Regions from separate parts of the Homo sapiens genome. Here regions 1 and 3 are each linked to region 2. Evidence: chromatin contacts called from ENCODE Hi-C or POLR2A ChIA-PET data. All regions are on one chromosome and are shown on one strand. The core of a region is the stretch at or near the end of the contact, and the rest is flanking DNA. Distances in the headings are between cores, read along the strand shown. Region 1 holds the start of MORN1 (MORN repeat containing 1). Region 2 holds the start of NADK (NAD kinase). Region 3 holds the start of B3GALT6 (beta-1,3-galactosyltransferase 6).

The links. Hi-C counts contacts between places; a loop is a spot of excess contacts on that map. ChIA-PET counts read pairs that join two places held with the same protein, here RNA polymerase II (POLR2A). Pooled maps may share reads with other maps.
Region 1: a map of CD8-positive, alpha-beta T cell shows a loop between it and region 2 (5-fold over the local background). The contact joins the promoter of MORN1 here to the promoter of NADK in region 2. A Hi-C loop is called at or near these places in 1 of 168 maps with a recorded cell type or tissue (CD8-positive, alpha-beta T cell), 2 of 37 single-sample maps with no recorded cell type and 8 of 50 pooled maps. POLR2A ChIA-PET finds 5 or more read pairs at or near these places in 1 of 52 experiments (PC-9).
Region 3: a pooled map shows a loop between it and region 2 (32-fold over the local background). The contact joins the promoter of B3GALT6 here to the promoter of NADK in region 2. A Hi-C loop is called at or near these places in 2 of 37 single-sample maps with no recorded cell type and 4 of 50 pooled maps.

What each region holds. Positions count from the first base shown.
Region 1 is chr1:2,390,210-2,393,351 of GRCh38, forward strand. MORN1 (MORN repeat containing 1) reads right to left here and starts at 1,345. Exons shown (of 14, transcript NM_024848.3): 1 at 1,249-1,345. The coding sequence starts at 1,324. It overlaps RER1 (retention in endoplasmic reticulum sorting receptor 1), which reads left to right and starts at 1,632. Exons shown (of 7, transcript NM_007033.5): 1 at 1,632-1,749. RefSeq lists silencers at 918-1,047, 1,208-1,277, 1,408-1,517, 1,618-1,917 and enhancers at 1,341-1,635, 1,504-2,376.
Region 2 is chr1:1,777,049-1,780,094 of GRCh38, forward strand. NADK (NAD kinase) reads right to left here and starts at 1,422. Exons shown (of 12, transcript NM_023018.5): 1 at 1,241-1,422. RefSeq lists a silencer at 938-2,137.
Region 3 is chr1:1,230,790-1,233,615 of GRCh38, forward strand. It overlaps B3GALT6 (beta-1,3-galactosyltransferase 6), which reads left to right and starts at 1,448. Exons shown (of 1, transcript NM_080605.4): 1 at 1,448-2,826. The coding sequence starts at 1,490. The coding sequence ends at 2,479. It overlaps SDF4 (stromal cell derived factor 4), which reads right to left and starts at 1,212. Exons shown (of 7, transcript NM_016176.6): 1 at 1,103-1,212. RefSeq lists a silencer at 690-1,549 and enhancers at 1,166-1,847, 1,848-2,529.

The DNA of each region.
Region 1 (3,142 bases), core at 95-2,594, 610 kb after region 2:
GACCTACTTGGTGCAGAGAAGACAGGCCCAGTAAGAGGAGGGCTGGCTTGAAACAACTGCAGGTCCTTGAGAGACCAGAGGTGCTCGGGAGGTGGTGAGGAGCAGGTTGGGAGCCTTGTTGCAGGAGATGAGTGAGCCAGGGGAAGGCAGAGCGGCAGTGTCAGTGAGGCACACAGGGGAGGAGCAGACTCTCCCATCCCCTGCCGTGGCCCTTCAGTGGCCTCCTATCGCTGGGGAGAAAATCCACACTCATACCCAAGGATGGCCTGGCCGGCTTCATCTCCTCCTAGTTGCTGGGTGTGCCACCCGCCAACTCCTGCAGTTCCAGGAATGGGCAGGGCTCCCTCCCTACCAGCTCCTCAGGCACATTTTGTGGGCAGGGTTTATGGGAAAATGTCGGGGAGGAGGGCAGGGGGTTACTACAGGCTACTGTATCTGTCCCAAATCAGGGTCAGGTTCTACCTGAAGATAGTAGTGTTAGCTCTGAGTTCATTCCAGACCCGTTTATTTGATTCTAGAAACAGTTCCTATCAAAACCTGCTCTTTTTTTTTTTTTTGAGACTGAGTCTTGCTCTGTCGCCCAGGCTGGGGTGCAGCGGCGCGATCTCGGCTCTCTGCAACCTCCGCTTCCTGGGTTCAAGCGATTCTCCTGCCTCAGCCTCCCGAGTAGCTGGAACTACAGGAGGCACCACCCCGGGCCAATTTTTGTATTTTTTAGTAGAGACCGGGTTTCGCCATGTTGGCCACACTGGTCTCGAACTCCTGACCTCAGGTGATCCACCCGCCTCGGCCTCCCAAAGTGCTGGAAGTACAGGCAAAAACTGCTTTTGAAACGCGTCCTAGCGTTTCTGGACAGCACCGGCCAGGAAGTCAGGAGGCTTGGTGCTGCTCCTGCGCCTGCCCTCGCCCCAAGTCCTGGGCTTCGGGATCCCCATGGCAACCCCAGGTCCCGCTGGCTGTGAGGCTGCGGCCGGAACCCGGTCTTCCCGGCTAGGAGCCCGCGGGGGGCGACCCCCTGCAGGGCTTGGCCTGCTGCGGGAGGAGGGCTCGGGGAAGGGTGCGAGCCGAGCCCGAGGCGCACGGCGAGTCCTGTGGGAGTGGGGGACGCGGGGGCGGCCCTGGCTCCGCCGCGGCACCTGGACCTCTACTTTCCGAGGTGAGCATTTGGGGGTCGAGGGCGTAGAGCGATCGCACCCTGAATGGAGCCCAGGGCAGCCAGCGACCTGTCCCGTGGCCCGCAGTCGTTACCGTTCCGGGGCGGCCGCCTAGGCGGGTCCCGACGCGGCCCGCGGGAGCTCGGGGTGCCCTCGCCCGCCGCTGCCATCTTGCCGCCGAGGGTTCTCTTAGCGACCAGCAACGCCCGCTTCCATTGGTCTTTGTCGCAAGGGGGGGTGTGGCCACGGGCCTAGTCCCTGAGCCCGCGCAATCTCTGGAGCGAAGCTAGCCGGGCCCGGAGCCAGAGGACGCAGCTGCGCCTGTGCGCGTTTCCGCCGCTGTCGTCTCTTCCGCCGGGAGGCCCGCCCGCCAACGGCCTGCGCGTCTGCGCCGGAAGCGGAAATGGTTGGAGCCCTTGGCCCCGCCCTCGCGCCATCTTGGGGGCCCTGGAGGCGGCGCCGCGGAGGACGGAGCGGAAGTGCTCGCTGCAGCTTCCCGGAGCCGGAGCGCAGCGCCTGCGGCCGCCCGTGCCCCGCCGTCCTCCTTCCCGCGGCCGTGAGGGAGACCGCGGCTCGGCCGTAGCGGAGCTGCGAGGTGCCAGGAAGGGCTGCGTGGCGCGGGAACGGCCGGGCAGCGCCGCCTCCGCTTCTTCCGGGCTGTCAAGGCCGCGGGCGGGCGGGGCCGCGCTGAGGGCCGGGCGGGGAGGGCCGTCGGGGCCCGGGTGGCCGCGGGGACCGTGTTCCCGACCCGCGGCCCTGAGGGGTACGGGTCGCGCCTCGGGGTCGGGCCCGGGACGGGGTGCTGGGGGGTGCGGCGGAGCCCTGGGGCCTGCGAGGGTCGGGGGAGCGGGAGAGGGGCCGGGCGGGGGCTGCAGCCCTCGAGCCACCCGGGCCGCATCTCGTCCGCATCCCCTGCTTGGCATCTGGGGGAAGCGGGCAGTCGCGGCCCCCACAGCGCTGCGAGTTGGGCTGTATTCCAGAGTAATGTGCCCTGTCCCCATCCTGCGTCCAGGTCAGCGCTTATCTGTAGGATTTAGTGTTAAGCTCTGGGGTGAAGGCGTTACTGACGGGCTGAAGGGAAACTAGTTACATCGGTTTTGATCGTATTCTAAATAGGCAATAAAATCATAAATTCTCCAGGCTGACTTAGTACTGGTCTGTGGCCCCACTGATAAAGGTATCGTTCGTTTCTCTGCCAGGTGTCTCACAGCACAGAGGGCTGCTTTCAGCCTAAGTACCTTCAGTGGGCTTTTGCCCTTTTCCCTTTATGAAGAGTAGAGACTGGCCGCTAGTCCTGGAAGCACTTTATTTTTAGTTGAGTTGACATTTCCCAGGAAGATGCAGTTATCCCCGTAAGTGGATAAAGGGTTCTCAGTAATTCAGACTCTCACATGGCTTCTGCCGTATGCCTGAGGTGACGGCGACGGCGGTAACAGTGTGTCAGAGCCAGGTGGAGATATAAGATGGTCAGGCCCAGAGGAGCGGGGAGCCCAGGCTGGAATGTGGCCTTGGGAAGGAGGAAGAGACGGGGTCTGGGAGGGCATTTCAGAGGACTGAACAACACCAGAGGCGTGAAGCTTGGTGCACGGCAGCCGGGGGCTTTCTTAGTCCCGGAGGAATTGGGGATGGGGACGTGAAGAGAAAGGTGGGAGCCAGACTGTCAATGCTCCCGGACGCCAGGCAGAGGACTTCATCCTTTCCACGTGCAGAGTGATGGACCACAGATGTGGATGAATGTGACGGGCCTGGAACAAGGCACATAGAGAGTCTTACACTTTCTGGCACGTCCTCATGGTCTCTGCTTGGACTGGTTTTATCTCCCTTTCTGTTTTGTTTGTGACCAGGCATAAAGCAGTCACCTTCAACAGGTAATTGATGGGCTGTCTACTATGTAATGGACTTCCAGGTGGCAGGGCCCAGCCCCGAACCAGACAAGGGACCCCTCAAGGAGCTTCATTCTAGCAGGAGAAAATTGAGAAGTAAACCAG
Region 2 (3,046 bases), core at 172-2,671:
GCCTGGAGGACAGAGTGAGGCCCTGTTTCTAACATACACACACATATACACACAGAAACATCTCGAGAGGACACCTCCAAATGATGAAGCTATTTTGTTGGGTACTGCGGTGGCACCTGTGATTCCTCAAGTAGCTTGGAATCAGCGTGCTAACACCATAAAGTGGCTGCAAAAGTCCCAGTGAAGTCACTGCTGAGAGCAAACAGGCCTTACAGAGAAGTTCCAAGGGGACAGGAAATTTCCAGAGGCTTGAGAGGACAATGTTCAGGGGAATAAGTACTTGAAGGGAATTATCTAACAAGGTGTTAAAGTAACTAGCTTCTTAGACAAGATGACATCAGGAGGAAAAAAAAACTTATTAAGGCAAACATGTCAGTTTCAGGCCAACTAAGGCTGTCAGAGAGACATGGAACACAAGAAGAGAAGAGTTTTGAAATGTATTCCCATCAAGAGCCAAGAATAATGAACTTTTGAATGTAAAACTTAGTGTGTTCCAAAACAAGAAAGGAAAAATAACTTGTTACTCGGAATCGAAGCCAAAAGGAATCTCATTGCTTGGGGAGGAGGGATGGGAGGGTGGGGGTGGTCCTTGGCCTGGGAAGGAAAACTCCACCAGGCCTTCGGAGCTGGGCACGCCCTGTTCCCACAATTAAGAAAAAAAACGACGACCTAGAGCTCAAGGCCGGTGCTGACATCTGACCTACTGGATGGCAGCCGCCTGTAGGAACATCACCATAGACTATTGGAATTTTCTGGCAAGTACTGGGCACTAAATCAGAGATGTGTTTTTAGAGAATTCCATGCCAATACTGCTGTATAGAATCTTTTATTCATACTTTCCCACTAGGTTTGGGCCCCTCTAAGCTTTCACGAGTCAAAGACCCCTCCTGCTTGCTGAAACCACCCACGGAAGGCCGGACACCGAGGACCTGGCCGCCCAAGCAGAGGCGACTGACAAGCGCGGTCCGGGCTGGACGGCCCCACCTTCCCCGCCCGGGAGAGCCAGGCCGGACAGCGGCCTCCCTCAGACCCGTCCCCAAGGCCGAGCCTCGCCCTGGGCCGTGCTGGTGCCCCATTCGGGACGGAGCGGTGGCCCGTCAGCACTTCCACGGCCTCCTCAGCAGGCCAGATGGGCAGGGCCGGCCTGGTGTCTCCCCGCCTGGCCGCGCGCTCGCGGGCAGCGATGACCCCAGGCAGCGGGCGACCCCAGGCGGACGGCAGGCCGGGTCTGCTCACTCACCGTTCGCTGCCGCGGGCGCCTGCGGGGGCGTCTACATGCCGGACCGAGCCCGCAGGCCCCGCCGCCGCGCCGCCGCCAGCCGTCGCTACCTGGCCCTTGGCGCCCTGGCCGCCTGTTGCCCCATGGCCGCCCGGACCCCGGCGCCGGCGCCGCCGAGCAGCAATGCGCCGCGCCCGCCCACTGCGCAGGCGCACCCGCCACGCATGCGCGCTGCCGCGCACGTGGGGCGTCCCGCGCGTCTGCCGGGTCCCACCGGCGCCGGGACACCCCGCGCGGGCGGGAGGCGGCGGGCGTGGCGGGAAAGAGGCGGGCGGTGGGGAAGAGGGGCGAATCGCGGTGGAGAGCAGTGACCAGGGAGTGGAGGCGGGCAGCGGGGACAGGGGCGGGCGTCCGCGACTCGGGTAGGCGGGGGTCGGCGCCCCGAGGAGGGCGGCCCCCGGCTCCCGTCCCCACTCACCTGCCGCGTCCGGAGGGCGCCCCCGGGTCCGCCCGCCACGTCTACGCCTAGGCGCCCCCGACATTGTGATCCCAGCCCGGCGTCCCGCCCCCAACTCACCGCCACCGCGGGCGGGACCTCCCGGACCACGTGGGCCGGCTCAGGGGAGTGCAGGTGCCCCGCGAGAGCTGGCCCCGCCCGCCGCCGCTTCCCTAATTACCGGGCTGTGACACGGTGTGGGCCGAGCCGGATTTGGGAACCGAAACTTAGAGCAGCTGCGGCAGCGCTGCGCTCCCTCGGGGCTGTCCGTCGGGGCTGGGAGGGCGGCCCTGCGCCTGGGGGAACCGCGATCGGCCTCACGCCCACCTCTAGCGGCCAGGTGCGCCTTGCACGCCCACGAACGTCCTCAGAGGTCTACGCTTGGGATCCCAAGGCTGGCAGTGGAGGGAGGACCCGGTGGCCTGGGGCACCTCTAGGGGGACCAGGGAGCCGTGTTTTGCGCACCCCACAGGCTGGAGGACTCGGGGAGTTGGGGGAGGAGGCCAAAGCCACAGGAGCGGACTTTGTAGTGTTTGTTGGAACTGCGGGTCCCACCCAGCCCGCACTTGCTGAACTGGTGGCTGCTCATCAGCGCCTTCAGGCCTCAAATATCCCAATAATGTGCCCTATACCCAGTTCTCAGCTCTCGAGTCACTGTCAGGTAAACTGGCAATGCACGACCAGCTGCTCTAACCTGCTGGTCCCCCAGGTGCCAGACATTGTTTTGTTTTTCTGAGATAGTGTCTCATTCGTCCCCCAGGCCGGAGTCCAGTGGCGGGCTCACGGCTCACTGCAGCCTTGACCTCTCAGGTGCAAGCGATCCTTCCACTTCAGCTTCCCTAGTAGTTGGGACTACAAGTAGGTCCCGCCACACTCGACTACTTCATTCATATATATATATATTTGTGTGTGTGTGTGTGTGTGTGTGTAGAGATGAGGTTTTACCATTTTGCCCAGGCTGGGTCTCAAACTTCACCCGCCTCGGCCTCCCAAAGTACTAGGATTATAGGCGTAAGCCACTGCACCTGGCCCAGCCATTGTTTTCTGAGGTTCAGTCCCTGTCTATACTTTCTGTGTGATCACCTGGCCCAGGGTCGGTGTGGACCTGAGTCCTCTGCAGCCCTTCCCCACACCCGCATACCTGCTCTCTGGTCAGGACTCCTGGGACTTGAATCCAGAGACACGGAACACGGCCTGGCCAAGTCTTCCTGAAAAACACAGCTCTTCAGTTCAGGACCACAGTGAAGTACAGGGCACCAAGGGTGACTGGAAAGGGAAGCAAGGATCATGAGAACTTGGGGGATTTCTTAAGCTCTGTAACTTCTCCCGGG
Region 3 (2,826 bases), core at 198-2,697, 550 kb before region 2:
TTCCCTAGTGGTGGCATAATTCTATTCCTGTCGTCCCAGATCGCCTGACCAGGGGAGAGTCCTGGATAAGAACCAAGACACCTCCTCCTGGTGCTGACTCCACTAACTACAGTCGTAAAACACACGCTGTGTGCAAAGAGACTGTACTTTGTTCCTAGAGAAAATAAAGCTAGTTCTTGATTCTACATATCTTGATGAGTTACACGGTTTACTTGAGGCAGGAGGATCGTGAGACCAGCCTGGGCAACACAGTGAGACTGCGTCTCTTTAAAAAACAAAAACAAAAAGATAAGACCCTGTCTCGAAAAAGGGGGAATAAAAAGTAACCCAAAAGTAACTATAAATATCAGGAGTCCATCAAGTGGCGCTTCCTCTCCTGGCTTCAGAGTATCTATTCATCACGGTGTGCCAGGTTCGCAGCACAGCGGAGCGGGCCGGTCCCACCGGAATGGGGTTTCGACTTCGCCATCCCCTAGCAGCTCAGTTCCCAGCAAGGAATCAACACACCCTTGCAAAACGGACGTGGGAAACAGCTTAGGCAGAGACGCTATTTCTTTGCCATCCCTGGGCTTCAGCTCTGGTGGAACGAGGCTATTTCTGGCAGTTAACAACACACACGGTTAGATTCTAAAAGCTCAACAGGGTTCATAACACCGCCTCTGAGCCAGACATCAAGGGCTCCACACAGCCGACTTCACATCTCCAAATCCTACTAACTGGGGATGAGGGTCCACGCGGTTCAGAAGCGGAAGCGCAGGCGCAGGGAAGCGGGGCAGCTTGTCCAAGGTCGCCTCGCCGATAAACGCGAGTCCAACCAGACCCCTTGGGCCTCCGTTTCCCGGTGGCATTCGTAGGTTTTGGCCAGTAGGAGACCAGACGTGCCGGCGGCCGGGGAGGCCAGCGTCGTCGGCCTGTCCCTGCCCCCGGGAACCCCGGGAGCCCCGGTGGCGGCGGAGTCTCGCCAGGGCTCAAGGCCGAGCGGACGGACGATGCCCCAGCCCAAGGCGGGAGGCGGCGGCGGCCTCCAGACCCGCCCTCGCCGTCCGGCCGGCGTACACTTGGCCCCGCGGCCTGCAGCGGCCGTCCCGGGCCCCTCACTCACCGGTCTGCCTCCCCGCGCTCGGGATCCGAGGACCGGAGCGAAGCGTCAGTGACGCCGCCAACGGGCCCGGATCAGGCCACTGCCATCTTTCTTGCGGGCGGGGGCGGTGCGAACGGGCGCGACCTCACGGAGGGGACGCCGGCGCCACCATCTCTCCTCCGGGCGGAAGCGGTCGCGGGGCCGCTCCGAGGTTGACCAATGACAAGGGTGCCCGAGGCCACGTGACGGCCGCCGATTGGCCGCCGGCCTCCGAGCGCCCCGGGGCTCGGCGTCTGCGGAAGGCCCCGGCGCGCTCCCAGGAGCGCCGTGCGCACGCGCACCGCCCCGAGCCGGCGGCGCCTGCGCACTCGCGAGTCCGGCCTGGGCCGCCGGCCCGGCGCGGGCGCCATGAAGCTGCTGCGGCGGGCGTGGCGGCGGCGGGCGGCGCTAGGCCTGGGCACGCTGGCGCTGTGCGGGGCGGCGCTGCTCTACCTGGCGCGCTGCGCGGCCGAGCCCGGGGACCCCAGGGCGATGTCGGGCCGCAGCCCGCCTCCCCCCGCGCCCGCGCGCGCCGCCGCCTTCCTGGCAGTGCTGGTGGCCAGCGCGCCCCGCGCCGCCGAGCGCCGCAGCGTGATCCGCAGCACGTGGCTTGCGCGGCGCGGGGCCCCGGGCGACGTGTGGGCGCGCTTTGCCGTGGGCACGGCCGGCCTGGGCGCCGAGGAGCGGCGCGCCCTGGAGCGGGAGCAGGCGCGGCACGGGGACCTGCTGCTGCTGCCCGCGCTGCGCGACGCCTACGAAAACCTCACGGCCAAGGTGCTGGCCATGCTGGCCTGGCTGGACGAGCACGTGGCCTTCGAGTTCGTGCTCAAGGCGGACGACGACTCCTTCGCGCGGCTGGACGCGCTGCTGGCCGAGCTGCGCGCCCGCGAGCCCGCGCGCCGCCGCCGCCTCTACTGGGGCTTCTTCTCGGGCCGCGGCCGCGTCAAGCCGGGGGGGCGCTGGCGCGAGGCCGCCTGGCAACTCTGCGACTACTACCTGCCCTACGCGCTGGGCGGCGGCTACGTGCTCTCGGCCGACCTGGTGCACTACCTGCGCCTCAGCCGCGACTACCTGCGCGCCTGGCACAGCGAGGACGTGTCTCTGGGCGCCTGGCTGGCGCCGGTGGACGTCCAGCGGGAGCACGACCCGCGCTTCGACACCGAATACCGGTCCCGCGGCTGCAGCAACCAGTACCTGGTGACGCACAAGCAGAGCCTGGAGGACATGCTGGAGAAGCACGCGACGCTGGCGCGCGAGGGCCGCCTGTGCAAGCGCGAGGTGCAGCTGCGCCTGTCCTACGTGTACGACTGGTCCGCGCCGCCCTCGCAGTGCTGCCAGAGAAGGGAGGGCATCCCCTGAGCCGCCGCGGCCCGGCCCTCCGGGACACCTGCTTCACCCGGCGGCGCCTTGGGGCAGGTGCCGAGCGGGCGCACTACGCCCGGGCCCCAAGGCCCCCGTCCCGCAGCCACGCTTGTGGTCGCTGCGTCCCGGTCTGCGTTTGGGAGACCCCTGGGGGTTGCCGGGGCAGCGCGCCGTGTCCAGGTGGAGGTGCCCGTTCCTGGACCTCAGCGAGCCTGAGCCGGGCCCGGCCGCACGCTGACCCCCGTGCTGTCCCCGACCGGCTCACGGGGCTGGGCTCCGATCTTCCGTGTCTCTTATCAGTGGCGTTTCTCACGTCTGCGTCTCAGATCTAACGTGGTTTCACA